Regions from separate parts of the Homo sapiens genome. Here region 1 is linked to region 2. Evidence: read pairs that join two places in POLR2A ChIA-PET (ENCODE). Cell type or tissue: OCI-LY7. All regions are shown on one strand. Each heading gives the region's core, and the rest is flanking DNA. Links, peaks and the distances in the headings are about the cores only. Region 1 has its middle 190 kb from the start of CASC18. Region 2 overlaps C12orf75 (chromosome 12 open reading frame 75).

Region 1 (15,617 bases), core at 3,764-11,763, 530 kb after region 2:
CATTCCTCTCTCCTCTTTAGTGTGATGATTGCACATTCATATTCTTCTAGGTACCTCCCTGCCAACTTACACTGGCCCTCAAAACCTTCCTTCAGGTACATTGGCCTCCTAAGCAGCCTCCCACAATCTCCATGGACAGAATTGGACAGTTAACTCAATTTGACAGAGAATGAACCTACCAGAATCATACAACCAACCAAACTGTGTTGCTTCAAGTGTAAAGCTCAGCTCTTAGAACACTCCTACACTGATATCTTCAATCTTTTCCCTACATCACTTCACCATTGTCATGTGTAAATATATTAGTGACATTCCAGCCATGAAATAAATTTATCAAGACATGGAGGGAAAAAACATGGGTTATTTATTTGGTACAACAGGATTTCATCACATTCTTGTCTTCTGGGATGACACATCACTCCAGTGCACGATTGTGGCCAGAGTGGGTCTTTTAAGGGTGATCAGGAGAGCAGCAATAATAAGGTCATTCAACCTAAGCCAGATCAGAACCATCAGACCAAGGGGATGTGGCTGCACAAAAGGTTGGTGAGTAGCCTAAGCAAAAAGAAATGGCCTCAGGGGCCCAGAGTCTGCCAAACAGCTGACCAGTGAAATCTAAATTGGCAGCAAGGCCCTGTCCCCATCTCAAAGGAAAAATTAAAACCAGGCTTTCTGGGAGGGCAGGACCGAATCAGAAGGGAGGTGATGCCTGTAACCAAGGCAACATGCAAACACTAACTTTTCCTTTCTCCTCTCCTCCTCCCCAGTGGCCTACTTCCAAACAGCACTCCTACACTCATCCATCTCAGGGAAAAGTGTCAAGAGAGGATGAAGACATCTTATCATTCCTCAAGAAAAGCCAAAAGCACTAAGATGCTCCCACCAAAGGAAAGGAAAAAAAAATCTAAAGAAAAATTACTAGCTGCTTATATCAGCAGAGATTTATATAATAAATATAGGAAGCTATTTAAGTCTTTCCAGACTAAGGCCATGAATATCCTTTTAGAAAGATTAAAAATTCAGAGTAAAGTTATGTAAAACTAGGCAGTTAACAATATCTTACATTTATGTAGAGGGCTGCACTTTATAGAGTGGTTTTCCATACATTATCATGAGGCAGATACCACTGTCTCCATTTGTTAGGGGAGGAAAATAAGGCCCAGGCAGTTCAAGTGATTTGTCTAGGATTTGAGGCATGAAACAGAGAGCCTCCAACATATTCAGTTTTACCTTAATACCTGTTAAGTGAATGAACACAGCTTATGTCAAGACAGATGTTGAATTTATTTATTATTATTATTATTTTTTTGAGACAGGGTCTCACTCTGTTGCCCAGACTGGAGTGCAATGGCATAACCATGGCTCATTGTAACATCGAACTCCTGGGCTCAGCCAGTCCTCCTGCCTCAGCCTCTCAAGTTGCTGGGAATACACGTACAAGACACTACACTCAGCTAATTTTTTTTTTTTTTTTTTTTTTTTTTTTTGTAGAGACAAGGTCTCACTATGTTGCCTGGTCTTGAACTCCTAGGCTCCTGCCTCGGCCTCCCTAAGTGCTGGGATTATAGCTGTGAGCCGCTGTACCTGGCCCAGAATGAATGTTTAATTTAAAGTTTCTGAATCCAAGCTCAGTTTCTGGCTGTCCTGCTTCATCCTAGATGTACTGAATTTTTGTAGGAGTTTCATTCTTTTATCTATTGATTCATTGAATCCATAGTGAGGCCCCACTAGGTGCCTGGTCCCATGTGAAGCTCTAGAGCCAGTAATGAGGATGATCTGGGCCTTCAAAGAGCTACACACAAATGGTAGGGTTAAGGATAACAACAAGAAAGAGGTAAATAGGTTAAGAAGATAATTTCCAATTGTGATAAATGCTCTGAGAATATACACAGGGAGACATGTCAGGAAATTACTATATGAAGGTGTTGGGGGGCTATTTTAAGGGGTTTCTGAAGAGTAGCTATTGAGTATCATGGCCACAGATACAGCAGTGTCCTATTAACCAATATTTCTGATTGTAATAAGCTTTCATTTAAGAACAACTTTAGAGAAATAAGATTACTGTTAAAATACTAACTGATTAGATGGAAATTGTTAATACATAATGTGTACTTTCCTTTTTTATTAAGCACTTCAGTTAGACAAAGAGGGCTACCAACTCCACTCTCAATGGTCACATTCGATCATGATTCAGTTATTTCCTTTTTTCTGTCAACTCTTTTCTCTTTATGCAACAGCCTCAGTAGAGTCACCGTCATATTTCTAACCCATTCTGAGCTATGACCTCAAAGGAACTAACTGCTGATACATTAAAGTCTTTGGAAAAACTGTTTTCAATTACTCCTGCAAAGAGGAAGGAGGATGAGGAGGAGAAATAGGAGTAGTAAGTCCTTTATTTCTTGAGCAAATTACTTAAGCGAGCATACTAGTTAATAACAAAACCAAGACCACAATACAGTATCCCAACCTAGTTTAGGCCTCTTTCTAATATAGACCACAGGACTCTGTTTAGCCTCAGAGCTTTCATCCATGAAAAGAAGAATTTCCCTAAATAATTTGAGGTTCTTTCTGGCTTTGAAATCTATGATGTGGGACTTTCACCTGTAGCCAATATGGAGAACAGGAACCAATTCACTCTCCTCTCAGAAACATCCAAGGTCACCAGACAAAATATATGGAACCATGCTTTTCAAGACAATGGGGCAGAAAGCAGGGAAGGATAGATGGAAAACCAAGAAGGTGAGCCAATGAATTCCCAAGCTTACATGTTGATATGGCTTGGCTGTGTCGCTACCCGAGTCTCATCTTGAATGTAACTCCCACAATTCCCACATGTTGTGGGAGGAACCTGGCGGGAGGTAATTGAATCATCTTTTTCATACTGTTCTAGTAATAGTGAATAAGTCTCATGAGATCTGATGGTTTTAAAAATGGGAGTTTCCTTACACAAGCTCTCTTTTTGCCTGCCACCATCCATGTAAGATGTGACTTGCTCCTCCTTGCCTCCCACCATGATTGTGAGGTCTTCTTAGCCATGTGGAACTGTAAGTCCGTTAAACCTCTTTTCCTTCCCAGTCTTGGGTATGACTTTATCAGCAACACAAAAATGGACTAATACACATGTCCAGCCATGTGCAGAGATGGGGAGCCCAGCCAGAGCCCAGCAGATTTTCTCAGCTGAAGAGACAGAGCTGAGAATCCTGGGATACCATGGATGCTAGAGCTCCCAGGATAGGTTATTGGAGAAGAGAGAGTTACACAGAAAGAGAACTCTAGGGATCTGCAGACAGCTCTCCTTAAGCATCCATCAGTATACTGGTCAGGGTGGGCATGTAAGAACACTACCTGAGGCCAAAAAAGGAACCACACCAAGGATTAGAGAGAACAAAGCACTGACACAAGGCAGGACATAGTGTCTATTCCTAAGAGTCTAGACTGGAAAATTTCATAAAATACAGGGCATTGGGTAGAGTTGTTTTTAGAAGGGTCTTGCCTCAGGACTGGAGAACAGTTCACTCTAGAATAAATGTTTCCCCGGTCCCACATAATAAGTCTTAAAAGTAAGATCTAAAGGGACCAGACTATTTACAAGTAACTTAACCCTGTCCCAGAACAAAGCTCAAGAATATTTATAGGAATACAAAAGTACCCAGCAACCAACCAGGTAAAACTATCCAAAATGAAACACACAGATAAAAAATTAAATAAAAGAGCATCAGTGATCTGTGGGACAACTTTAAATGCATATATATACATATACATACATACATGTGTGTATATAAAATTGGTTGGGGACAGGAAATAATATTTGAAGAAATAAAAGCCAAAAGCGTTCCACATTTGATGAAAATTATAAATCCACAGATCCAAGAAGTTTAATGTACTCTGAACACAAGGAATGTGAAAAAAATACATCAAGGCACATCATAATCAAATTGCTAAAAAAGGTTAAAAAGATAAAATATTAAAAATAACCAGAGAAAAAGACATGTTGTAAATAGAGGAACAAAGAAAAGGATGACAGCAGATTTATTTTCAGACACAATGCAAGTGAGAGGACAGCAGAGCAACATATTCAAAGCTTTGGGAGAAAAGGATCAACCTGGAATTCTTTTCCCACCATAAGTTTTTTTTGTTGTTGTTAATAAAGATAAGTAAAATGGAATAGTATTTGGCAATAAGAAGTAATAAAGTAGTGACACATGCTGCAACATGGATGAACCTTGAAAATATTAAGTGAAAGTTGCCAAAGACCGTATATTGTATCATTTCATTTCATTTTTAATGACAATTTCTTTCACTTTTAAAAAATCAAATGTTTTTCTCATATTATTTTACAAGAAAGAAAGAAAATCATTCCATTTATATGAAATGTCCAAAATAGGCAAATCTATTAAAACAAAAAATAAATTTAATGGTTGCCTAGGGCTTGAAAAGTCACAAGGGAGAGAGGAGTTGAGAGTGACTGCTAATGGGTACAGACTCACTGGGATGATAAAAATATGTTCTAAAGTTAGATTGTGGTGGTAGCTGCACAACTCTGTAAATACATTAAAAACCATTGAATTTTACACGCTAAATGAGTGAAGTGTATAATATGTAAATAATAACTCAATAAGGCTTCCTTTTAAAAAGGCAAAATCAACACTTTTGAAGATGCACAAAAGATGAAAGAATTTATCACCGACAGAGCTACACTATAAGAAATGTTAGAGGAAGTCCTTTTCAGATGGCAGGGAAATGATACCAGATGGAAATATCTATGTACACAAAGGAATGGAAAGCCTTGGAAATGGTAGCAACTACATGGGAATATATTATGAACACTTTCCCATGTCAATAGTCTTCCACGAATGAATATTTATCAGCTGCAGCATTTTCCATCCTGAGGATCCACCATCATTACTTAAACCTGATGAGGTGGGAGGGGCTAGGATTCAACACGCAGGTGAGGGATTGACCTTACTAGGAGGAGAGACATTTCTTCCACTGAACAGAAAAAAAGGATATTTACAGACACCAGGAGACTGCAAAGGAAATATTTTTACTCTTCTTTTTCTTGGATCATGAGGTAAGAGAAAAGGAGGGGTGGCAAGAGAAGAATATAGTCAGATCTTCTTTTCTAGGTTTAAGTTCAAAGAAGAAATGGCAACAGCTGGCAAAGATTTTTTGTGGGAAAACCTAATCTGGAGACTTAGAATTAGGAATAAACTAAGATAAATTTGAATTTGATGTAAGTAGTTGTTTAGAGCCGTTTCAGTAGGTAAAGCATCTAATTGTGTCTAGGTGTTTGCATATCTTTCAGTGTTGCTGTTTGTGAGGCAGCCTGGAAGACATTACCTTAACCAGGTGATCAAGGTAAGCATCCCCAGTAATGAGACAGATTAACGTCATGGACCCCCTGATGTGATGCAGGGAGAAAAGCACATTCCCTCTGTGGTATTCTCACCAAAAGGAGTAACTTCAAACTAATTGTGAGAAAGCATTAGGCAACCCAGATTGAGAGACAGTCTAAAAACTAACTGACCTGTTGTGTTCAAAAGTGGAAGGTCATGACGGACAAGAAAAAATTGAGGACCTGTCACAGGCCAGAGGAGATTAAGGAGAGATGACAACTAAATGCTATGTGGTTTCTGAAGCTGATCCTAAAAGAGGAACAGAGCATTCTGGAAAAACTCGTCAAATTTAAATTTGATCTGTATTTTAGTTAATAGTTTTGTTGCAGTGTTAATTTTTTGGTTTTGATCATTAAAGTACGGATATAAGATATTAACATTAGAAGAAGTTAGATGAAGAGTATGTAGAAACTCTGAACTAGTTTTGCAACTTTTGTGTAAATCAAAAATATTTTTATATGATGTTTTAAAAACTGTATTATTTATCAAGCAATCAGATGGTCAGTACCTCAGCCATCAGGAACAGAGCTGGAGTCCTGAGATGAAACGCAAAAGCCTCTGAACAGGAGAAAATTCGTCATCGCCAAGCCCATGCAATGATAATACCTACGTGTTAGGTTGCTGTGGGGCCTAAACAAAATCATAAATCAGATGGTCTAAGGTAAGTTCTCATAAATGGTAGATGACCTTCTCTTACACGTGGCCCTTGCCCAAAAGGTACTAGTATCACAGTGCATCTGGAAGTAAAAACTTAAGTTTTTGGCTTTATTTCTTTCTCATTCAATCTTTCGGCAAGTGTTCATTGAGCACCTTCTAACAACTGTACTCCACTTTGCCCTTTTTATGAGAGTTTACAAGAGGTTTTAATTCTAGTTCTTCCAAACCAAGAGTAGGCAAACTCTTTCTGCAAAGGGCCAGAGAGTAAATATTTCAGGCTTTGCAGGCCATGTAGTCTCTGCTTGTCTATGCAACTCTGCCATTGCAGCCCAAAAACAGCCATGGAAAACACGTAAACAAATGGGTGTGATTGTGTTCTACTCACATTTCATGTTTAAAAAAAAAATGGTGAACCAAATTTGACTCGTGAGTTGTAGTTTGCCAACTCCTGTCCTAAACTATCAGGAAATACCTATTTCTATTTGTCTAGTATGGAGGATTGATAATCCAAAACTCCAAAATGAACTTTTCCAAAATAAAATAAAACTCCAAAATTATTTTATTCTCAAACTAGGTCAAACTTTACTATGGACATGTGCTTCAGAATTTCATATTTTTAGATGACCATTTGCCTTTAGTAGTTTCTTTTTACACATAGAAATATTCAAGATAACTCAAATCATCAAGCAACGGCATGCATGCAACCAGAAGTTGGCCTCAGAAGGCCTCTCTGACCCCTGACCCTCTTTTGGATTGCAATTCGGCATCCAAGCAACTGGTCTTTGTTCTTAGATACCGTGCCTCAAATGCAGTTCTGGAAAGCCACAATTACAGATTCCAAATGAGCCTTATCATCATTGCTTTTGAAAGGGGTTGTTTTAGGGAGTGTGGAATGGCTCTGGAAATGAACATAGAAGGCAAGAAATAGCAATCTGGTGTCTAAGCTGCCTTTGCTGGGGGGAGGAGAGCAATTTCTGAAGTCTGCTTCAATGCCTCAATGACACGACTTGACCTGAGTCATCTGTACAGAAAGGCTGAAATGTTCTTATGTCTGGAAACAGTGGGCCACCTTCTCACTGCCCAAACCACGATGCTCAAGGTGAAAGCTTGGCTCTGGTGCAATTTCTGCTGGGTAGCAATAGCTTCTCTGAACTTCAACTTCCCACTTTTTAAAGGGAAATAATATCCTTTCTAACAATGTTTCCTAAACCTTAGTTTTTTGCATGTCATCTTCTCAATTTTTGCCACAGTTTATTACTCAAGGTAGAGTAGCCACTACCCTAAAAGACTATGTGTGAAAATAAGAGCAAAAAAGCTCTGAGGCCAGGTGCGGGGGCTCACGCCTGTAATCCCAGCACTTTGTGAGGCTGAGACAGGCAGATCACCTGAGGTCAATTGGAGACCAGCCCGGCCAACATGGTGAAACCCCATCTCTACTAAAAATACAAAAATTAACTGGGTGTGGGGACGGGCACCTGTAATTCCAGCTACTCAGGAGGCTGAGGCAGGAGAATCACTTGAACTCGGGAGGCGGAGGTTGCAGTGAGCCAAGATCAAGCCATTGCACTCTAGCCTGGGCGACAAAAGCGAAACTCCGTCACACACACACAAACACAAACACAAAAGCTCTGAGTGCGAGCCCATGATCCTTTCCTTTGATTGCATTATTAGCAATTTAGGGAATAGATCTTTTGGCATTTATTAACACTTTGCAGTCTTTTTATGCTGAACATCTACTTCTAGATTGTGTTTTAGGTATCTGAGTTTTCCAGATAAACAGTTCCTTGAGGAGCAAGTAGTTTATCATGATATTGATTTTTTACTTCACTTTGGATGCCATTCATTTAATAGGAGAAGCAACTTACACTATATTAATGTAAATGGTGTGGAAAAGTGATATAATTTTCATAAGTATCTACTCCCAAGGTGTATTATAAATTTTAAGGTCCCATCTCATTTGCAGATTTAAAACTAGAACATTCGCAAATGCAAAGGAAGCTTTATATTGGGCTAAAAGCACAACATTAAACAGACATCTACTTTATAGTATGCAAAAGCAAAGAACTCCTACCCACACACTGAATACGAAGTTTAGATCTGGACATTGCACGTGAAGGACACTTTAGACCAGGATTTTCCAACATGAGCTATTTTGCAAGCTTTTAATAATTCCATGAACTATCTGTTAGTGATGCTTTCGGCTGCATTTCACAAACAGCCAACTATCAGTAGCTTAAACAAACAGAGCTTTGTCTTTATTTCATGTAACAAGAATTCCAGGGTGGCAGGCAGTCTAGGGCAATGTGCCTCAGTTTAGTGGTGTCACCGTAGATCCAGATCCTTCCTTCCTCTCAGCCAGATGTAGCCTGTTGGCTTCCCACCTCAAGGTGACAATTCAGCTGCTATAGCTCCAGGCCTCACATCCATATTCCAAGTAAGAAGAGAGAGGCCGAGAGAAATTTCCTGAAATGGCTTTCTCCTTTTAACAGGAAAAACTATCCTGGAGGCCTCCCAACACCCCTGACACACCCATGCGAACTCCCTTTTTCATTCCATTGGACATTTTTTGAGTCACATGGTTATCCAATCATTAGCAGTAAAGAATTGGGCAAGTGTGTGTGTTAGCTTTTCAACCACTGTAATAGAGACCAGAAAGGAAGTGGAGGTGAACGGGTATGAGGTTAGCTGACCCAAATTGTCTACCACAGTAAGTTATACATATTTTCTTATTTCTATTTTGTGTTCTCCTATTTGTCAATAATAAAAATAGAATCAAGCATGGTGGCTCGCCCCTATAACCCCAGCTACTTGGGAGGCTGAGGCAGGAGGATCACTTGAGGCCAGGAGTTAGAGACAAGCCTGGGCAACATAGTGAAATCCCATCTCTAAAATAATTCATAAATAAAAATAATAAAAGTATTTCTTCTTTATAAAAAAAGTAATTTTAAAAAGTTCATTGTTGTAATAACTTGTTATTGAAGTCATTGTTTCTAACCCAATAAAAATGTAGAGATGTTTAAAGAAATGTCATTGGTTTATCATCTTCTTTCCATTCTACCCTCTGTAGGAGGGACTGGCAAACTACGGCCATGGGTCAAATCAGCCCATCACCTGTTGTTGGAGATTAAAGTTTTTCTTTTTCTTTTTTTCCTAAATGGAGCTTCACTGTGTCGCCCAGGCTGGAGTGCAGTGGTGCAATCTTGAGGCTCACTGCAACCTCTGCCTCCCAGGTTCATGTGATTCTCCTGCCTCAGCCTCCCGAGTAGCTGGGACTACCGGCATGCGCCACCATGCCTGGCTAATTTTTGTAATTTTAATAGAGATGGGGTTTCACCACATTGGCCAGGATGTTCTTGAACTTCTAACCTCATGATCCACCTGCCTCGGCCTCCCAAAGTGCTGGGATTATAGGCGTGAGCCACCACACCCAGCTAGAGATTAAAGTTTTATTGGAACTCAACCACACATTCATTTGCTATTGTGTATGGCTGCTTTTGAGCTACTACAGTAGAGGTGAGTAGTTGCTACAGAGATCATGTGACCTGCACAACGAAAATATTTTCTTCCTGGCTCTTTACGGAACACTTTGCCAACCCCTGATAGATAGGATATGCCCTAGAAGAAGCTAGATCAGCCTGCGGAATCTCGGCCTCCTCTTGAAGAATCTTTAGGACTGATTGAAATATTTTTAATGAAGACCACATTTTTATTATGGTCTTAGCATTGCCAGCTGTAGAGACTGGTCTGGCTCCAGTGTCTTCTTCACTAGGGCCCCAGGTTTTCCTTGGTTTTAAATAAATTCTTTCTAGTTTCCCATTAAAAAGAAGATATTATGTGCAAATCACCTATGTGGAAAGGACATCAAATGCCCAGCAACCAACCAGGTAAAACTATCCAAAATGAAACACATGCAAAATAGTGGTTCTTTTGTATCTGATTTTTCGAAATGCAAAGCCAATTCATTCATTGGCTCAGGAATCATCATCCTAGCTGAACCAATAATGAATCATTCTGCTTTTATAGATTTTGCAAATAAAACACTTAAAAAAAAGAAAAAAAAAAAAAGAGTCTCGCTCTGTAGCCCAGGCTGGAGTGCAGTGGGGTGATCTTGTCTCACTGCAACCTCTGCCTCCCAGGTTCAAGCAATTCTCCTGCCTCAGCCTCTCAAGTAGCTGGGATTTCAGGTGTGTGCCACTACACCTGGCTAATTTTTGTATTTTTAGTAGAAACAGGGCTTTCACCATGTTGGCCAGGCTGGTTTCAAACTCCTGACCTCAAGTGATCTACCTGCCACTGTCTCCCAAAGTGCTGGGATTTCAGGCATGAGCCGCCGTGCCTGGCCAAAAAGCTATTTTTAAAAAATAAATCTCTTCTAAATCGAGGCACATAGGACCCATCCAATAAAGCTACAGAGAGCTCATTGGAATCCGATTCCCATCTCCTTTAAGAGCAGGACGCATCCATCCTTCTTGCTGGAACATAATTCATTCCAACTGCCTTTGAGGCTTAATTAATGGCCACCCTTCCCTAATGGAACAGTTAATCTCTCAAATATTAATTGTGGCTTATCTCAAATTCTGGCTTTGGAAAAAAATCTTGGATATCAATCTCCAGAGTGCTGAAGCTGCCTTTGTCAATTATACAAGGTAAAAGCCCAGAGAAGCCCAGACTCCCCTTGCCCATCTGTGGTGTTTTCTGCCTGCCCTAGTTTCTGAGCTTTGACCACATGGCAGGCTTTGCGATGGGTCAGCACTTGTGGACAGCTTGGCCTATAGTGCTACTAATTATATAAGCTATACTTACCTAGAAAGTAGGGGTGGTTTCTTATGAATCTGGCTACTATGATTATAAATTTAATTCCTAAAAGTAACCCAAAATGTGCATTTTTTTTCTTTTTTTATCCTAGTCCCTGCCCTCCCCTTAAAGCAAAGCACATATGCAAAACAACAACAACAAAAATATAGATGAAAGAGGAAAACAAATCTTTTTTTTTTTTTTTGGCTTGCCTAGTTTGTGCTCTATATACAGGAACTCAGTCTTCTCCCCAGCAGCCCTGTCAGGCTGTTTCTCATTTATTTTAATGATGAGGAAACTGAGAGGGTAAGTGACTTGTCCAAAGTTCCAGAGATAAGTAGCTGAACCAAGCTGAAGTGCAGGCTTGTCTTCTCCAAAGGCCACATTGGGATCATTAGATAACAAACACAAGAACAAAGAGCCAACCTATTTAAGGTTGACAGAGCAGAAAGATGGAGAGAATCTTGGTCCTTGGTGGAAAATTGAATAGTACAACCATTTGCCTACCCTCACACTTTGTACTATATAAGAAAAACAATGCCTTACTTTGAAACCATTTTTAGTTATGTGTTCTGTTGCTTGTAGCTGAAGGCATCCTTCCTTGATACACTACCTCTATAAAGGAGCAAACAGTTCCATCCACTTGGAATGTCCCTGGCTTGGCCTATAGCGCTACTAATTATGTAAGCTATTCTTACCTAGAAAGTATGAGTGATTTCTCATGAATCTGGCTACTATTATTATGAATTTAATTCCTAAAAGTTACCCAAAATGTTCATATTTTATTTTTATTTTCGACCCTAGTCTCTGCCCTCACCTCTCCCTTAACATTCTTGGCAAGCTTCTAGACAACACACATCCTTAAGATGCAGCTTAAAAGTCACTCTGTTCTTCAACTTTCCTAAAACCACTTCACCCACAATTAGGGTTCCCTGTCTTATGCTCCTGTAGTGTCTGCCTGTTTTGTCTGTTCTATTGCACCTTCATATTATATTGCAAATACTGATTTGTGTGTCTGCCTTCCCACCAGTCTATGAACTTGCTAAGGGCACAGGTCATCCTATATCCCTAATGCCTGGCACTGTAGTCAGCACCTAAGAAATGTGGAAGAAAGGGAGGGAGGAAAAAGGGGGGGGGGCAAAAAGACAGGGAGGGAGAGAAGGAGGGAAGGAGGAAGGAAATAAGAAAAAGAGTGGAGGGAGAGAGGGAAGGAAAAAGGGAGGTAGCAAGGCAGGCAGGATGGAAGCAAGGAAGCAAGAAAGGCAGGAAAGGAGACAATCCTTTTGAAGCAGGTGTGTCTGGATATTACACAGTTTGATGATTAAGAACATGGTCCCTGGAATCTGACTTCTCAGGCTTAAAGATCTATTCTACCACTTAACATTTCTGGAATTTTGACAAAATATTTAACCTAAATATAGCATACACTATAATTACTACACATAATGTAATAACCAAACCAGGGCATTTTTGATCATGAAAGGTGATAGAAAAATGTTAAGCCAGATGAGAGGCAGGGATGACAGGTGTAAGTGGGGACAATCTCAGGCAACTCAGAACAAGTGGTCCCCATCTATCTAACCTCCCTGGGCCTCAATATCTTCACCTATAAAATGGAGATATTAATAGTACCTACTTTTTTTTCTGTATTTGTTTTTTTGAGATGGAGTCTCACTCTGTCACCCAGGCTGGAGTGCAGTGGTGCCATCTTGGCTCACTGCAACCTCTGTCTCCAGGGTTAAAGCGATTCTCCCACCTGAGCCTCCCGAGTAGCTGAGACTACAGGTGCATGCCACCATGCGTGGCTAATTTTGTATTTTTAGTAGAGATGGGTTTCACTACGGCAGCCAGGCTGGTCTCCAACTCCTGACCTCAAGTGATCCGCCCACCTTGGCCTCCCAAAGTGCTGGGGTTACAGGCGTGAGCCACTGCACCCAGCCAATAGTACATACTTTATAAGGTTGTTACGAGGATTGAGTTAAATATAGTATGGGAAGCTCTTGGACCAATTGCCTGAGCCTTAGTAAGTACTGCATAAATGTTAGCCACCTTATTATGATTACAGATGGGAACACTGAGGACCAGAAAAGTTAAGTGACTTGCCCAAGGACACTCAGCTGGCAAGTGACAAGTCAGCATGCCACCCCAAGGCACCAGATTTTAAACCCAGTGCTCTTCCCATGACATCTCAGTGACTTCTAGACCAGTCCAGGCACTCTCTCAGTTTAGTCTACAGCCATGTCAACTAAAGCCGAGGTAGGGAACTGGCTGCAAGGCAAGGAGCCAAGTCAGGGACCCTGGGAGGCTACACTACCCGTTCAACAACCCCAGCGTTCCTTCTACCCCAGGCCAGATGCTCTTTGTTCTCTACCCACCCCCGAACCCTACCCACAGAAGCCAGTACAAGAAGAGAAAAAGGAGCTAGTTCCCAAATTCCCTTCCAGCCCAAGTGGCTGAGCCCAGTCCTCATCTACTCCCTGCCCTCTCTCGCCCCCATTGCCCACCCCCCATCACATGACTGCTGAGGCATTTGGCTTGTTTAGATTTTGCTGCTGCACGTTGCTGATAAGATACTGTATTAGTCCGTTTTCACACTGCTGATAAAGACATACCCAAGACTGGGCAATTTACAAAAGAAAGAGGTTTATTGGACTTCCAGTTCCACATGGCTGGGGAGGCCTCACAATCATGGGGGAAGGCAAGGAGGAGCAAGTCACATCTTACGTGGATGCCAGCGGGCAAAGAGAGAGCTTGTGCAGAGAAAATTCCATTTTAAAAACCATCAGATCTCGTGAGACCCATTCATTACCACAAGAACAGCACGGGAATGACCCACCCCCATGATGCAATCATCTCCCACCAGGCCCCTCCCACAACATGTGGGAATTATGGGAGCTACAAGATGAGATTTGGGTGGGAACACAAAGCCAAACCGTACCAGGCAAAAACTAAAAGAGCTTCTAGGCATCCAACACCGTTATACGGGTCTGCTGATACATGCCTGAGCCCTCATTTATTATACAAACATGTTGGCTCTCAAGTAATTGGAGTTTGTTTGTCCCCTTCCCCCTACTGGATCACAGCCCCTGTAAGCACCATGAGAATATTAAGAAGGTCTCCATAAATGCTTAGTGACAACTGGAAGGTGTTGAACTCTTAAGGATTAAGACAAAGAACTTTGGAATCAGATCTAAATTTGAGTCTGACTCCGTCATTCGCAAGCAATATAACCTGGGGAAAGGTAAGCTGCCTCTCCCAGGTTTGACTTCTAATCTATAACAGGATGAGGGTAATAAGAACTGCCTTGCAGACTCATGATGAAGGAAAGAGTTCATACAAATTGAGCCCGTAGCATGCTACCTGATATGTAGGAAGTGTTCCAATAAATTTTAGTTGTTATTGTTATTCTCATCATTCTCACAGGGCCAGTGGAAATTGTTTCCTAACATCGAACTGACCGTCTACTTTTGTGGGCCCAGGGCCTTTCAGCCAGCATGGTGTGCCCATGCCTGGGGCCCAGGCAGGCAGTTGTCCTAGATTCATAAGAAAGAGCCAGAAGTCCACAAGTGCATAGCTATGAGAGCCTGAAGTTGCAGCAAAGGAGGAATAGCTTAAGGAACTCAAGAGCCAAGTCTCACCACCTCCAAAGCCATGATTTACATCTCAATCCTGCCTTCCATATCAGCCCTGGTACATGCAATTCTTTTGTTCTCAACAGCTCCACAACTGCCTATAAGGCTATTAATTAGATTTATTAAGGAGCAACTCAATTTGGCCCTGAACACCTGGAGCAAACACTGGTAGTACCACACCCAGACCTGTTCAGATCTGTATTGTATTGGCTGTGTACATCTATCACCCAGCATCTGTGTGCTTTACTTCTAACTGCTTTTATCTACGATCTTCTTTAGGGAAATACTCTTGGGCCACTGGGCCAATTTACTCACGTATGCGGAGAACTAGAAGTTCCAGTAGTTTAAATTTTCCCAGAGCAGCCGATTGCCAATGGCTGACTGGTGTAGGGGCAGGGAAGCTCAGCTCCCTTGCCTCGAGGTGAACAAACTCTTGAGATATAATTCACACTCCAGAGTTCCCTGTAGGACCAGGTTGAGCCTGGAACTTTGCCTGAAATTGCAGACTTGTTCAACTTCTTCCCCTTCCCTGATGTCCTTTCCTTTCTCCTCTACTGTTTCTCCTGAGAGCACACCCTTAATAAATTACTGTGCACAGATTTTCATCTCAAGGCCTGCTTTTGGAGACCTGTCCTAAGACAGCACCAGCTCAACGATTACTTCATGCACTTCTGCATCTCTTAGCAGCACAGCACCCTCACCTTGTGACCGCCCGAGGGGCTCTTCCTACCCACTGCATAAACTTCATGGCATCGTAGCAGAGAAATAGCTTAATAGACAAGAGGCTGGCCATGCCACATGGGAGATGGAGTTCCTACACAAATCATCTCCTTCAAAGCTCACAGGTTAGGGGTTTTTCAAGGGCAGTTTGGGGAAAGGGGTGGGGGTGGCCAAGTAACAAGTGCTTGCTGATTGGTTGGGGCAGAGATGAAATCATAGGGGGTTGAAGCGGTCCTCCTGCAGTCTGATTCACTTCTGGGTGGGGCCACAGGAGCCTGATTGTCAGTCCAGGTGGAGCCATGAGTGTCAGACATGCAAAAAACCTGGAAAGATATCTCAAAGGCCAATCTACAATAGTGGTGTCATTTGCAGGAGTCATTGTGGAAGTGCATATTTTATAACCTCTGGAATAATGTCT
Region 2 (15,617 bases), core at 4,852-12,851:
GGAAGCATCCAGCATGGGAGACAGATGAAGGCCAGAAAGCTCAGCAAGTCTGCTCTTTCCACCTTCTTCTGCCTGCTTTATTCTAGCTGTGCTGATAGCTGATTAGATGGGGCCCACCCAGATTAAGTGTGGGTCTGCCTCTCCCAGTCCACTGACTCAAATGTTAATCTCCTTTGTCAGCACCCTCACAGACACAGCCAGGAATAATACTTTGCATTCTTCAGTTCAATCAAGTAGACGCTCAGTATTAACCATCACAGATGGGAAGCCAATGGGAGCAGAGTTAGAGATGCATGTGACTCTTTTTGGAGCTAGGCTGGTGTGTTTGAGGCTTCCTAATTAATTTAGTCCATTGCTTGCATTAGCGCACAGTTTGACTTAACCTGCCGTGCAGACACCAACTTAAAAGGTGTATGGCTTAAAAAAGAAAATGTTTCTCGAAGTCTACCAGTTTTAAAATTCATAAAATGTGAGGTTGGATTAATGTGATCTGTAAAATCTTTTTCAGAACTGGCACCTTGTAATTTACAGGAACTGTTAAAGATGGGTGGAATAGATTCCAAAGCTAAGATTTGAAACTTAAACTAAATTTGAAATTTAAGATTGGAATTTGAGGCCCGGTGCAGTGGCTCATGCCTGTAATCCTAGCACTTTGGGCAATCAAGGTGGGAGGATTGCTTAAGCCCAGGAGTTGGAGAGCAGCCTGGGCAACATGGTGAAACCCCATCTCAAGAAAAAATACAAAAATTAACCAGGCATGGTGGTATGCACCTGTATTCCGAGCTACTCAGGAGGCTGAGGTGTGAGGATCACTTGAGCCCAGGAGGCAGAGGTTGCAGTGAGCCGAGATTGCATCACTGCACTCCAGCTTGGGCAACGAAGTGAGACTGTATCTGAAACAAAAAAAAAAAAAAAAAAAGATTTGAATTTTATGATTTTTTTGCCCTCCTTTCTCTGTTTTTGAAAATTTTTTTAAACCCATTTTCTCTTCAGGAATATTACTGTATTTTAATTAGGTATTAGACAACATTTTTGTAGCAATACTATCACACCAATACAAACCTATCTTCTTTTTTTCTCTAGGCCCTGCAGGAGCAGCCAAAGATGTGTAAGTATTGAATATTAATGATTTTATAAGCTGTCTTTCTGAGGAAGTTGCTGTTTTTCATGATTATGACCTTTAGATCTCTGTGGGTATGGCTGAAAAGACATGGAAATACTTTGTGTATAATGCACATGTCAAGATGATCGTTGTAACTAAAGTGCTATTCAGAGAGGGTTCTTTGTGCTTTTCATTAGCTTTTCAGTTGCCTGGGCACTTTAACTCAGGATCTTAAGAAGGGGAAATGTTGAATTGTGTTTTCCATCCCAACTGGTATAGAGATTTTTTTTTTCTTTTAGTTAAAAGCAAGTGATTATAGGAGAAATAAGCATGTAGCTCCTATGACTACGCAGTGTTTTAGAGTTAGCTGGGGAGGAAAGGCTGGGGCCAAGCAGTTACCAAGTGTACATTGAATTGTTTTAAAGTTGATAACTAGATATTCGAATGAATATATAGGGCCATTCAACATAGTCACCATTGAGCTATCTTTAGAGCACAGGGCATTTAATAATGGGCATCTCCCTGTGGAGAGATCTGGAGCTCAGGAGCATTCAGGATTTCCATGCCCCTTCTCTCTGCATCCTCCTGCCTCTAATCTAGCTATAGCAAGGACACTACAGCAGTTCACTCTTTAAGAGTATTTCTGGTTACCCAGTGAAGGGTGGGATCAACTCTCCCACCCAAAACTGGGTTGGGTGTCAAGACTGATTCACCACATCTCAGGAGGGTGTGGAAAGATGTATTGCTCACATGAGGCTTTCTGGGGAGAGCAGGGCAGCCATCCAAACGGGTCTAGTTTTTATTTTGGTTGGAGAGTGGGCTGGGGTGAGGCTACTTATGAATGGGCAGAGGTTTGATCTTCCTGCTGGCACAGGGAAGAAGTGCCCCCACTTTCTTATTGGCTTACACAGATGTGGGGCAAAAGGGGAGTGATGGGGCTCAAAAGCCTTCAATGGTCAAATACCAAAAATAGGGCCAGGTATGGTGGCGCATGCCTGTAATCCCAGCACTTTGGGAGGCTGAGGCGGGTGGATCACTTGAGGTCAGGAGTTCAAGACCAACCTGGCCAACATGGTGAAACCCTGTCTCTACTAAAAATACAAAAAATTAGCCAGGCATGGTGGTGGGCCCCTGTAATCCCAGCTACTTGGGAGGCTGAGGCAGGAGGATTGCTTGAACTGGGAAGGTGGAGGTTGCAGTGAGCCGAGATCACACCACTGCACTCCAGCCTGGGTGACAGAGCCAGACTCTGTCTCAAAAAAAAGAAAAAAAAGAGTCAGACTTTCTTATTTCTTATTACAAAGAATTTAGAGAAGATGAGAATGGGATTGTAAAGCTTTCTGGGAATTAAATATTTAAATATGCATTTTAAAATTAGGACTTTAGATACAAAGGAAGCAGTAATTGATGGCTTCTAGCTCCTGTTTGCTGTGTTGGAGTTTATTACGTAAACATTTAGCAACAGTGAATACTGCACCCTGACCGTATTCCTATTATTGCAATATTTTGGTTTCTCCTTCAGTCTCTCCCTTCAATTTCTATATGTGTTGCCAGATTAATTTTCCTCAAGCACTGCCCTGCACTTGCATAGGACCTCTGCTCAAAACCTTTCAATTATTCCCATCGTCCTCTGGACTGAACCCAGGATTTATTAGGAATAGGAAGAGCATTTATGTTTTAGCCTCAAACCGACTGGCTCGCATGGCGTGGGAGGAGATGCTACAGTGGAGAGTGAGCAGAGCCCAGGGCTGGGAGGGCTGTGCAGAGCTTCTTCAGGCCACTGTTCTCAGGGGCTTCTGCGACCTCATGCTTCTTGCTCCTGTCCTTGTGTTTTGCTGTGCCCACTGCCTGGAGTGGCCCTTTCCCTTTCCCTTTCTGTTTATAGAAATGACATCTGTTCTGTAGGGCATGTGTGTTATCCTTTGTGAGAAGTATTTCCTGGCTCTCTGAGCTGCATAGTGTGTCTTTCTCCTCAGAACCTTCACAGCATTTTGGACCTTTCTTGTGGGGCATCGTGTTGGGTTTATATCGTAGTTCTTCATGTTCTTGTCTTTTTTCCCTTGAGGATTGAGAGTGGGGCAATACCTTACCCATTTTATTGTGCTCTAGAGTTATTCATGTCATGCTTTGATCATAGTTTGTGTTGAATAAATAGTTGTTGAATCAGTTCCATCATTGCTTTTCAAGGACAGAGTGATTTCATGACATCTTTCTTTTTCTAATAAAATTTAGTGATGATTTTGTCAACAGAATTAACCGTTCCAGGATGCGAGATGCCATTTAACTACTTAACTATTTCACTATTTAGAATCCTGAATTCTTCAGATTTCCCTTGACTATACCTCATTCTATGTCCTATAACTTTAAAATAAAGTAATTTATTAAATAAATGACCTTTTAAAAACAAATGCAGTGGATTTACCTGGAAAAAGTTAAAGAACATTATAATATTACTTTTCCTTACACAAAAGGTATATTCAGGCACGTTCAATTTTTTAAGTGGAAGCTATAGATTTATAAATCTTGACTGTAATATTAGGTGATGCCATGAATGAATGACGAGCTAAGAAATTAAGATGACACTTAATTTTTTTATTATGCACATTAAAATTTTTTTTTAAAATCTAAACAGACTGATTCCCAAACCAGAAGGATTGGCCAAAATAGTAGAATAAGTACTGAGAGTAAAGAACTTAGAATAGGGCAAACACAATATTATGCAGACCACAGGAAAGTCTTTGTGGGAAAATGGTTGTTATTTTTGGAAGCCAGAAATACTATATATTTAAAAAATCAATTCTCTAGGAAAGGTCTGCAATTTTTACTACTCGTTTTTCTTATTTATTTGCTGTTTTCTATAGGTGAGAAGTCAGTATATAATAATAAATAAAATGATGTATCTGTCCTGAAGTAGTTCACTGTCTACTAGGGACCAAAATACAGTGTGGTAAGTGCTAATTATTCCAGTGTTCAGAATTTAATGCTGGTCTTGGAATTGAAGGATGAACAAGAGTTCATGCAGAAAAGGAGAAAAATGGCAACCCATGGCAGAGGACAAGCATGAAAAAAGGCATGGGAGTGCCAGAGGACAGTAGGTCTGGGACCAGCCAGCCAGGTGGTGTCCCCTGGAGCCTGTGCCTGTGGTACAGTCTGGGCAGAAGTGAAAGATGAGGTTGATGGGCAGGGCTGGCTTGTGAAGGGCCTTGGGTGCAAGGCCAATAATCGTGCTTGTTTTTTTTTATGCATTCAAGGGCTGATAGAGATTTTAAGGTGGAGGAATTAAATGATTATGTTTGAGTTTTAGGGCAGTAACTCCCAAAGCAGTGTGACACATGGGATGAGGGAGGGTGCAGGCACAGAGGAATAATGGAAGTGAGGCTACAAGAGGGTCAGATAGCAGAGGGAAAGGAGAAGAGGTGATACAAACAAGATGCATTAGAAAATGTAATTAATAAGATTTGTTTAATGACTGAACGGGGAAGGAAAGGAAAGGAAACTCTGAGGATAATGCTGCAGTCAAACTTGAGCCAAGGGAAGCGATGGCTGATAGTCCAAAGAGGTCATGGGGGGCTGAAGGAGGAAGAGAAGTCATTGCGTGTGTCATGATGGCCACATTGGTCACCCTGGGGACTGTAGTTTCAGTTGAGCAGGGTGAATGATAACCAAGTCAAAGTGGAAGTGAGCCAGGTGCAAGGAAGTGGAGAGAGTGATGTGGGTCTTTGGTTTTTATGCTGTTTGGCGGTAAGGAATGGAGGGATGTTGGTGGCTTTAAGAGGAGGCAAATTTTCAGAATATACTGTATTAGAAAAAGAATACCAAGGAAATTTGGAAAGTACAGGAAAGTATTTTTTAAGAGAAAAATTCAGTTATTATTCTACCACCAGAGACAATCATTATGAACATTTTACACTTTTCTTCAAGTGTTTTTTGGTTGTTTCTGCCCAGTTGTGAGTATGGTTGATTTTGTGTATTGAAGTTTGTTTTTCCTTTTGTCTTTTTTTAAAAATTATTTTTTGGCATGGAGGAGGCATGGATATTGCTGTAGGCTAAAAGACAGGAACCAGGCGAGTAAGAAAAGCTGATGGTGGTTTGGGGAGGGGGTTTCTCTCTGGTGGTGGAGAGAATAACGATGCATGTAAATCCTATGACAGGCTAGAGAACTCAAAACCTAGCTAGGTTAACCTTCAACACTTGAAAGCATGGTTGACAATGTCTAGAAACTTAATCACCATAAGAAAAAGCCTACATGTGTATCAGAAAACAAGCCTATTTTTCCCTCTCTTTCTGTCTCTTTGAAATTAAATCACAGTGCAGTAACACACTGAACAAAACAAACAAAACAGTGAATTCAAGGTAATGACATTCGGCCGCTTTCACAAACCTGCCAACATCAACCATGTTCTTATTTTAGTGTGGCAGATTCTCAGCTATTTGGCACAAATAGGCTGCGTTGGGATATTTTTGGTAGGAAATGGCAGAAGCCCAGTTTAAACTGGCCTAAACAAACAAACACAAAGGAATTTATTGGCATGTGGAGTGGAAAAGCTCCAGGGACTTGGCTGTAGTCACAGCTGGATCCAGGTGATCAAACAACAGGAAGAAATTCTCTTCTCTGCTTTCGTCTTCATTCTTAGGCAGCTTTCCTCAAGTGGTGACAAACAGGACCAGTTTATATCTTATCAGCTTCCTAATTCCTGTGGAAAAAAGCAGCTTCTTTTTCCTTGTAGTTTGATCAAAAGTCCTAGGGCTGGGCTCTCTTGGCCCGTTGGGGTCATGTTCCTATCTCGGAATCAGTCAGTGGGCCAGGAGAATGTGGGGTGCTCATTGGCCAGGCTGCAGTCATGTGCTCACCACTGGAGCCAATCAGTATCATCAGCCCCACCTTACCATATGGCCAAAGAGCAGAAGAGGGGTGATTCCCCACGGAAAAATTGGGATGCCGTTACCAAAAAAAAGGGGAGAAATTGTAAGTGGGCAAACCGAAACAATTGGAATTTAATTGAAAGCATTTTTTTTTGTAGATCAATTTTCGTGTTCTTAAAGAAGTCTTGATTTAAAGCTTAAGCAATATTTATAAGAATATTATGACTACGTTTCAAATAAGAAACAGTATTAAATAAGTTGACTCAAATATAATGTTTGCTGTTGAAAATAAAAAACCATAGCTACTCAATGTAAACAATGTAATTCAAATACTTCTTTCACTTAAAACATGTAAAGTGAATCTTACTGAGATTCTTTCCTTGGTAAAGCTATTTTATTATTATGGAAGGTAGCAAATACAGGGAAAAATATTTTGGAATGAAATGACATAAAACCCATTGGCAATTTGTTTTTGTTTTTGTGTTTGGAAAAAAGAAATGATAAATCTTTTATGTTGAGTTTCTTGGGATCCTTTATAAATTTACCATGTCTAATGCACCCATGTCAGCTGAGCCCTCTCTGCTCCTCATAGATACAGACCTTAGGGTATCTGATGGGCTCTTTTCTCATCCATGTAGTAGAAGGTAACGCTGTCTTCTGAGGGTGAAGAGGATGGGGTTGAAGTAGCATTGAAAAAGCCTGCATTTTGGAAGCAGAGGGACTTGTGTTTAAAATCCCCTTCACCATTTGCTAGCTGTGTTACATTGTGTCCTTAGTATAATTATCTGTGAAATTGGGATAATATAATAACTGTGCAGGGTGATCATCTTCATCATCATCATTCTTACAGTAGTAGCTAATCTTTACTGAGGACTGTGCACCATACACTGATTTCCAGCATTTTCTGTACGTTATCTCCTTCCATACCCATGATAATCTGATGGACAGAATAATGATGTTTCATTTTACAAGTGAGGAGGTGGGGAGCACAGAGAGCTGAAGTAGCTGCTGGAGGGACAGATTACAAATACAGTATATTTAATATCCTAGGAAAATACTTGGCATTATGCTTGTTGCCCCCGGTGAATGACAGCTAGAATTATTAGTTAGTTTAAAATGTTGTTGAAAAAATTTGGCAGGGCCTCTGACATGAATACTTGATGGCAGAAGACCCAGCATATTGAGGGCCTTGCTGTGGTTAGAAATCATATATTCCCATTGGTAGCCATGATGAGATTTTCCTTAGGTCGGACCCTGTGAAATAGGAGCAGGAAGAGAGAGAGCAGATGGACGGATTCATCCAGGGATGGAGAGGAATAGGTGGTGACCAGCAAGTGCTGCAGAAATACTTGACTGCAAGACATGTGCTAGGGAGAGAGGGAAGGGAAACACGAGGGGCTGATGGATAGGGAGGACGGGGAGGGATGGATGAACTGGAGCTGATGTTGCAATAAGAAAGCAGCCTTCTTGGGAATGATGGGACTATCGAAAGGAGGATTTTTTTTTCCTCCCTAGGGAGTGGGATTTTCTACTCTAAAATGTGGTAAAATAGTTCCAGGAACTATACTCCATGGAGCAGCCATCGGAGTATGTTAGCGGAGCAGCACAGAAGTTGTTGGGATAGAGGAAGTCAGCAAAATATGAGGTGAGAGGTTGGATGGGTGGTTTTCACGAATTTCTTTTTCTTTTTCTTTTTCTTTTTTTTTTTCAGAGTTTTGCTCTCTTGCCCAGGCTGGAGTGCAGTGGCACTATCTCAGCTCACTGCAACCTCTGCCTCCTGGGTTCAAGTGATTCTCCTGCCTCAGCCTCCCAAGTAGCTGGGATTACAAGCGCATGTCACCACGCCCAGCTGATTTTTGTGTTTTTAGTAGAGTTGGGATTTTGCCATATTGGCCAGGCTGGTCTCGAACTCCTGACCTTGTGATCCGCCCGCCTTGGCCTCCCAAAGTGCTAGGATTACAGGTGTGTGCCACTGCACGTGGCCATTTTCATGGAGTTTTAAATTGACCAAGATAATGGTGCTTAGAAAGAAAAACTTTGGGTCAGGGTCAAAATCTTTGGTGCTCTGGGGACAGTTATGGCAGGGTTTAGACTCCAGAGAGGAGAGGTTCTGAGTGAAAATGAAATGGCCCCACCTGTAAGAGCTCTGTGGGGAGATGAGGAGCATGCTGGCTCTGTCTCCTGTTAGGAGAAGCTAGGGTAGGTGAGAACAAGATGCATATTCTTGAGGTTTTGAGAAAAGTGGTGCCAGCAAGGAAAAGCCAAATTTCTTAAGGTAAGGAGATGAAGAGTGCACCCTTGCCTTATAGCAAATGATATTTTTACAACCAATTCTGAAATAATTCCTAACACTGTGTGCCCCTTAGTAAGAGAATAACTGGGGGGAGGAGAGCTAGAGAGGACAGGGAATTTGCAGTCTGGCTCTTGATCTCTTGCTTCTGGATAAAGAGAAGTTGAAAGCATTCCTTTGAAGTGAATGTTACTCATGTTCTCCAGTCATACACTCTGGAAGAAAGAAAGGGACTAATATTGGCCAATGGGCTCATCCAGGGAGAGAGATCAAAAGAAAACAGTCCAAAGAAGTTTTGAAATTGGAAAGAAATGAATGATATTAAACATAGGCCAAAACAGCCAATGGTAAAACATAATTCATTGTGTAATTAAGGGTTTGCTAGAATGGATTGAAACCACCCCAAGGAGCAGGAACCATCATGAAAACATGTTATAAAGAAAATTAAATAATTATATTTTATCTGGAGAATTGTAGTGTAGATGGAAGTAAACACAATCAATTAATAAACCTATTCCAGAAGGTTATCATGAATGGTAACTAGAAACAGATCAGGAGAGCCATGGTCTCCAGGGTTTCCATATTCAATTTTTACTGTTTACGAGTCAAAGTAAGTTTAGCCTCTTTAGTGACACTGCAAATAGGGAAAAAGAAAAGACTACAGGCTTTTTTTTTTTTTTTTTTTTTGCTTTTTAGATCATCTCTAATAAGAATAGCTGTATATTTAGAACATTTTTCTTGATGAATAAGTAAAAAATAAATCATTTCTTTGCCACATAACTTTGTTAGTTCTAGAAGCCTAAGGGAAGTGAGAACTTTCTGAATTTTCAGGTAAGTTGTAGCAAGGATGACTTGGGAGCTGCTGTTTCAAATGGCTGGCTGCTATCTCATATTTGTCATCTGTATTTGTCCTTGATCATGACATGGTTCCATTATTTCACTGTTAAAATCTTTAGGTCACTTGGGATAGCTATTTTATACAACCCAGAAACTAAGTAAATGTAATGATGAAAGATTTTGACTACCATATATTACTGAGGAAGAAAAAGATTCATATTTTATGTATTAACTTTGAATAAGGTTTCACTTAATGAAAGTGATAGTTATTGGTAAGATAAATCATAGTAATTTAAAATGATTGTAAGGTTGAGGTGTTCCATGCAGATATTTGGTTTTAAATAGGCATGCAAAAAATACATTAATTTAAAAAAAGGCCAGGTAGGCGAAAGCCCACCCACCCCAAAGAGCAGCCACAGAGACATGGTCGTTTTGGAGGCAGCCCACCTTCCAGAACCCCGACCTACAAGAAGACAGAGCTTATTTATGATTAGAGAGACATTCAATGTCTCCAGTTCATTCAGAAAAAGTCTGTGACCCTAGTATAAAACAGAAGGATGCATAACTACCTAGAGAATCTGGATCAGCACTGCTATTCACCCTGAGAAGGGTAAGAAGAGCACCTGGCTGGTTTTAGTAAGTTCACAGGAAGTGAGCTAGAAGTGGAATTAATAGAAACTCTGAGACAGAGGAAACCCGAAGCCATCCATCTGTAATCTTAGTTGCAGTGGTTGCCTTTGGTCAGTTGCTTTTTTTTCTTTTCTTCTTTCTTTTTCTTGCATGCCGAGTGTCAAGCCAACTTTGATAAGGTACATATCACTAAACAGTATCTTACTCTACAAGAGTGAGTCATGTTTAAACCATCAACTGAGGATTTATCTTTTCAACAATCCCAAAAGACGTTGAAAGTGGGGAGAATATGAGTTACGGGGGTCACCTTGAATAACACTTGTTTCTGCAAACAGTTTTATTAATGCTATGACTGAAAGTCTGACTCAGAGCCCTGTAAGTGTGTGACCTTAGGCTAGGAGATGATTATGATACTCAACGGGTGGCTTGAACCTCGACTCATTCTTTCTCCTTGATCACCTGTTCTTTGATAAAAGAAGCTACATTTTTTTGCTAACAAAAGGAGACCTGATTTTAGTTGAATGCCCAATGTATTTTCTGTGTGTGTGTGTGTGTGTGTGTGTGTGTGAGAGAGAGAGAGAGAGAGAGAGGAGAGAGAGAGAGACAGACAGACAGACAGACAGACACAGGGTCTTGCTCTGTTGCCCAGGCTGGAGTGCAGTGGTGCGATCATGACTCACTGTAACCTCGACCTCCCAGGCTCAGGCAGTCTTCCCATTTCAGCCTCCTGAGTAGCTGGGACTACAGGTGCAAGCCAGCATGCTTGGCTATTTTATTTTGTATTTTTTGAAGAAACAGGGTCTCCCTTTGTTGCCCCAGCTGATCTTGAACTCCTGGGCTCAAGATATCTGTCTGCCTTGGCTGCCTGAATTGCTGAGATTACAGATGTGAGTCACTGCGCTGGGCTCAGTGTATTTTTTAAACCTGGTCCAAATTGGTGAATACATGTTCTATGGTTCTTAGGGAACGTTCCTGTGGTTTAAAAGGTTTTATAGCTGGGCATGGTGGCACGTGTTTGTAGTCCCAGCCACTCAGGAGGCTAAGGTGGGAGGATCACTTGAGCTGAGGAGTTCGAGACCAGTCTAGGCAACATAGTGAGACTCCATCTCTACAAAACCAAAAAACATATATGTTAGCCAGGTGCGGGGTGTGCGCCTGTGGTGCCAGCTGCTAGGGAGGCCGAGATGGGAGCATCGCTTGAGCCTGAGAGGTTGAGGCTACAGTGAGCTATGATTGTGCCACTGCTCTCCAGCCTAGGCTATGGAGCAAGACCCTGTCTCAGAAAAAAACCAAAACAATAATAATAAATAAATACAGGGTTTTCCTGATAAGATGGTATTTGAGGTTATGATTAAAAAATATTTCAGTCTTACATTTTTTCAAATGTTGCATTACTTTCCACAAATTTTTCAAATGGTATAGATGAGGAGAAACAAAACATTGTCTTGATACCAGAGAAAGCAATTTACCGATAGGTTTTCAGTCATGCTTACCCTGGAAAAACAAGCTTATTACACAAGTTTATTCTTTAGAGTAGTGGCTCGTGTGCAACTAGAAAATGGAATCACTGCTCAGTAAATTAATGTAAATCCTTTAGTACTGGCTTCCTCCAGCACTCTTTGGACTCCAGAAGTCAGTCTTCCTTCTAAGATTGGCTCTGGGCACAGCTGTAAAGCGGATGATGTTTCGACCAAACCCCAGCACTTGGTTCCAGTCCCTTCCCTTGGGTCTTCCTTCCCCTTTCACTTCTCTAATGGACTTAATGTCTAGCATAGCTCCCCTAGCAAGAGCAGGATTTGTCTTGATGTGCCACGTACTTATTTCCAGATTTCCCTTGATCCCTTGGTAATTTGGGCTAGTTTCTCTTCCCCTGCGTCGGCACCAACGTTTGACTCCATGGTTGTGAAATTGAAGAAGTCGTGATAAGCTTCAATGCTTGGGGCCAGGCCAGAAGTGGTGGGAGGCAAACTGGTAGAATTCACCTTTTACTTTTTATTTTTAGGTGATTTGGTTTATGGCACCTGATCCCTTATCTCCTCTAACTCTGCATTTTGGTTCTCTTGGTATAAGCCTTATCTTCAAGGTTTCTTCCCCATTTATAGTAGATTAAGGGGTACTCTTGTTGCCCCTAAGTTGCTTCTCTCCCATTTTCCAGTTTTTAGTGCGTTGGCTTGTGGGCGTCTGGGCATTGCTTCCTGAATTGTGCCCTCCACCCCAGGAGGCTATTATTTAGCAGTGGATTATTACTGGCTGGGCGCAGTGGCTCACACCTGTAATCTCAGCACTTTGGGAGGGCAAGGCGGGTGGATCACTTGGGGTCAGGAGTTCAAGACCAGCCTGGCCAACATGGTGAGACCCCGTCTGTACTAAAAATACAAAAATTACTCAGGCGTGGTGGTGTGTGCCTATAGTCCCAGGTATTTGGGAGGCTGAGGTAGGAGAATCGTTTGAACCCAGGAGGCAGAGGTTCCAGTGAACTGAGATCACACCACTGCACTCCAGTTGGGGCAAAAGAGCCAGACTCCTTCTCCAGAAAAAAAAAAAAAAAAAAAGATTACGATTATACCATGAGAGATTTATCCTGGTTGCTGTATGTCCATTTGCTCCTTTTCTACGGGAGCAAGATTATGTTTAAACTGAGTTTGTAGAGATGTTTGGACCAATTAACTCCCAAAGAGTGTGATCAAGTGCAGCAGGACAGTTTGACCTCTTTTCTAGTTTCAGCCACCGTGAATTGGCCTTGTCTTCACTTTGTTTATCTCCTCCAGCACAGAATAATTCAATCTCCAGGCCCTGATCTCTGAGGGAAGATTCTAGAGGGTGAAGTCATCTCATTCCTTGCTCTTACTGATCTGCATTAGGACTGACTGCAGAAACTAGGGCCTTGCTGCCTCCTTCTGAAGACCTTCTGGGCCCTATCACTGGCTGCTATTCTCACAAGGCTGGGGAGGGTGTGGCTCTGTGTTCTGCTCTCCCTCCCCATTTCTTTCTCTGGTTTGGGGGACAAATTTTGCAGTCCATCAGCAATCACGGCTGCAGAGCATGCAGTGGTCACTGCCCTACAACTGGAGCTGTAGTGACCAGAAAAGAAAATAATCACATCCTTGGTGAAGAACGGAGTGGCTCATCCAGGAGCTTATGTGGCTGTGGATGTTCTGGCCTGAGCATGGCCATTTCCAGCAAGACATTCTGGATCCTCAGGGCTGAAGAAGGACCAGACACTATTTTTGTAACTTCTGAAACCTAATAGAAATCTATGTGTGCCTACGGTGATGTGTACCTGTAAATGTAAAATTTATTTGCCTTTGATTTGAATGACATAAGCTACCTGTGGGCACCTCAGTTCCCCCATGCCCATCAGAAGCTCCTTTTGGCACTTACATGTGTAAGAAAATATTGACAAGTGAATTATTACAATTTTTATTTTTTGAGACGGGGCCTTGCTCTTTCACCCAGGCTGGAGTGCAGTGGCGTGATCTCAGCTGACTGCAACCACTGTCTCCCGGGCTCAGGTGAACATCTGGGCTGCCTCATCTTAGATCTTTTTTTTTGTGAGACCGAGTCTGTCTCTGTTGCCCAGCCTGGAGTGCAATGGCGCGATCTCGGCTCACTGCAACCTCCGCCTCCCAGGTTCAAGCGATTCTCCTGCCTCAGCCTCCCGAGTAGCTGAAATAACAGGCACACATCACCATGCCCAGTTAATTTTTGTATTTTTAGTAGAGACGGGGTTTCTTCATGTTGGCCAGGCTGGTCTCGAACTCCTGACCTCAGGTGATCCGCCTGTCTCGGCCTTCCAAAGTGTTGGGATTAAAGGTGTGAGCCACCGCGCCTGCCCTGTAGATCATTTTAAGGAATCAACGTACCCTTTTCCCTCACAAGAGGGAGGCTCGTGTGATCCTCCCACCGCCACCTCCTGTAGCTGGGACCACAGGTGCACACCACCACACCTGGCTACTTTTATTTTATTTTCTGTGTTCTTAGTAGAGATAAGATCTTGCCGTGTTGCCCAGGCTGAAATTATTAAGGCAGGTAAAATCTTTCAAAATAAAGAGTTTTGTGAGGGGGAAAAAGGTATGTTGATTCCTTAAAATGGTTTGCAGATGGGGCAGCCCTGTTGTTTGGATAGCTGGGGCATTATTCAACACTTGAGAAATTGAGAACAAGGATTCAAATCCCAAAGACTTAAAGTTTCTTGTAAAAGTGTTGAGTGATAAAATAAATTTAACATCCCAGTTTTGAACAGCCACTTCTCTTACCAAAAAAACGACCTTTAGGGAAATGAGTCCCCCCACCAGAAGGTGTGCTTTTTAGACTTTTTAGACTATGGAGCCTAAAAACCTAATAACCTGAGGCAATCGCATTGGCCTGTCAGGAGCTTTGGCTTAACATGTCTGGGCCTTCCTTTTACCAGGGGTCTTTATTGCTGTGTATTGACCCATTTTTCTTCCTTACGCTAAAGCTTGTGCAGGTGGGGCAGGACCACACCACCCCAACAGGTAGGATGCTGTGTCCCTTTGAACACTGGCAGGACAGCATTTGGTTCTCTCCCCAGGCAGCTCAACACAAGGGCTTGGACCTATCCTTCCGCAGGAAGAGTTGGTTTAGACCAACCACCGCTTTCTGATTTAACCTTAGTCTGGACCTGGTTGTCCAGATGAATAGATTCTAATGTAACTGCTCATCAGAACAACCTTTGTACCTGCATAAAAATGACTTATGTGGCAATTTGACAAGATCTGCGAAGATTGATGGTCCCTGGCAGCAGTTAGAGGTTGTTTCTCATGCTGATGAAACAGACTAGGACTCTTCTACAATCTTGTTTCTGACTTTTCTTGAGTGGGATGATAAAAATTGGAGAGCTCCTGGCCGGGCGCGGTGGCTCACGCCTGTAATCCCAGCACTTTGGGAGGCCGAGGCGGGCGGATCACGAGGTCAGGAGATCGAGACCATCCTGGCTAAAACGGTGAAACCCCGTCTCTACTAAAAATACAAAAAATTAGCCGGGCGTGTGGCGGGCGCCTGTAGTCCCAGCTACTTGGGAGGCTGAGGCAGGAGAATGGCGTGAACCCGGGAGGCGGAGCTTGCAGTGAGCCGAGATCCCGCCACTGCACTCCAGCCTGGGCGACAGAGCGAGACTCCGTCTCAAAAAAAAAAAAAAAAAAAAAAAAATTTGGAGAGCTCCTTTGGGAGGCTGAGGCGGGTGGATCATGAGGTCAGGAGATTGAGACCATCCTGGCTAACATGGTGAAACCTCCTGTCTACTAAAAATACAAAAAATTAGCCGGGTGTGGTGGCGGGTGCCTGTAGTCCCAGCTACTCAGGAGGCTGAGGCAGGAGAATGGCGTGAACCTGGGAGGCGGAGCTTGCAGTGAGCTGAGATCGCGCCACTGCACTCCAGCCTGGGTGACAGAGCAAGACTCCGTCTCAAAAAAAAAAAAAAAAAAATTGGAGAGCTCCAGCTGCGGGAAGGTGCATGTTTCTCTAATGCAAATTAGCATGGGCCTACAGTGTATGAAGCAGGAATTAGGATCACACAAATCTGGGTTTGAATTCTGGCTCTATGATTTAGCTTCGTAAGTTCGGTCATGCTACTCAGTTTTTTCATTTTTAAAATGTGAGTAGTACTGGTCTTGCAAGATTGTATAAGGATTAAATGAACTAATATAATAGGATTAGCAAAGTGCCTAGTATAGTTACACAATCAGGTTGAGAGATGGGATGATGGTCAAAGCTTTTGCAAAAGCAGTATGGAGGTGAATCGCCCACTTTAGGAGAAGCCACTACGTTGGTCTTTCACAGGAAGTGTTTTTGACTTTTACATCTTTCTACCTGAGAAGCAGAGTGGTGAATGAGAATGGAGCATGGCTTTGGTGCCAGATGGATGGGGTATGGATG

What was found. Peaks named below come from ENCODE experiments on the same cell type or tissue, not always from the same donor. Only the 100,000 strongest peaks of a DNase experiment are listed, where the experiment ranks them.
Region 1: POLR2A ChIA-PET joins it to region 2 with 10 read pairs; 2 of 35 experiments call an interaction of 5 or more read pairs at or near these places.

Annotation. Positions count from the first base shown.
Region 1 is chr12:105,881,952-105,897,568 of GRCh38, forward strand. No RefSeq gene overlaps it. Among named protein-coding and RNA genes, the nearest start is that of CASC18, 190 kb to the left of the region's middle. RefSeq lists enhancers at 13,875-14,621, 14,622-15,368, 15,369-15,617. In OCI-LY7, for the core only: no CTCF peak of the experiment used is centred there; no DNase peak of the experiment used is centred there.
Region 2 is chr12:105,347,519-105,363,135 of GRCh38, forward strand. C12orf75 (chromosome 12 open reading frame 75) reads left to right here. Exons shown (of 6, transcript NM_001145199.2): 2 at 1,084-1,108. Among named protein-coding and RNA genes, the nearest start is that of C12orf75, 25 kb to the left of the region's middle. RefSeq lists a silencer at 10,118-10,187. In OCI-LY7, for the core only: no CTCF peak of the experiment used is centred there; DNase peaks (open chromatin) are centred at 9,733, 10,467, 10,876 and 11,413; H3K4me3 peaks cover 3,733 bases; H3K27ac peaks cover 6,377 bases.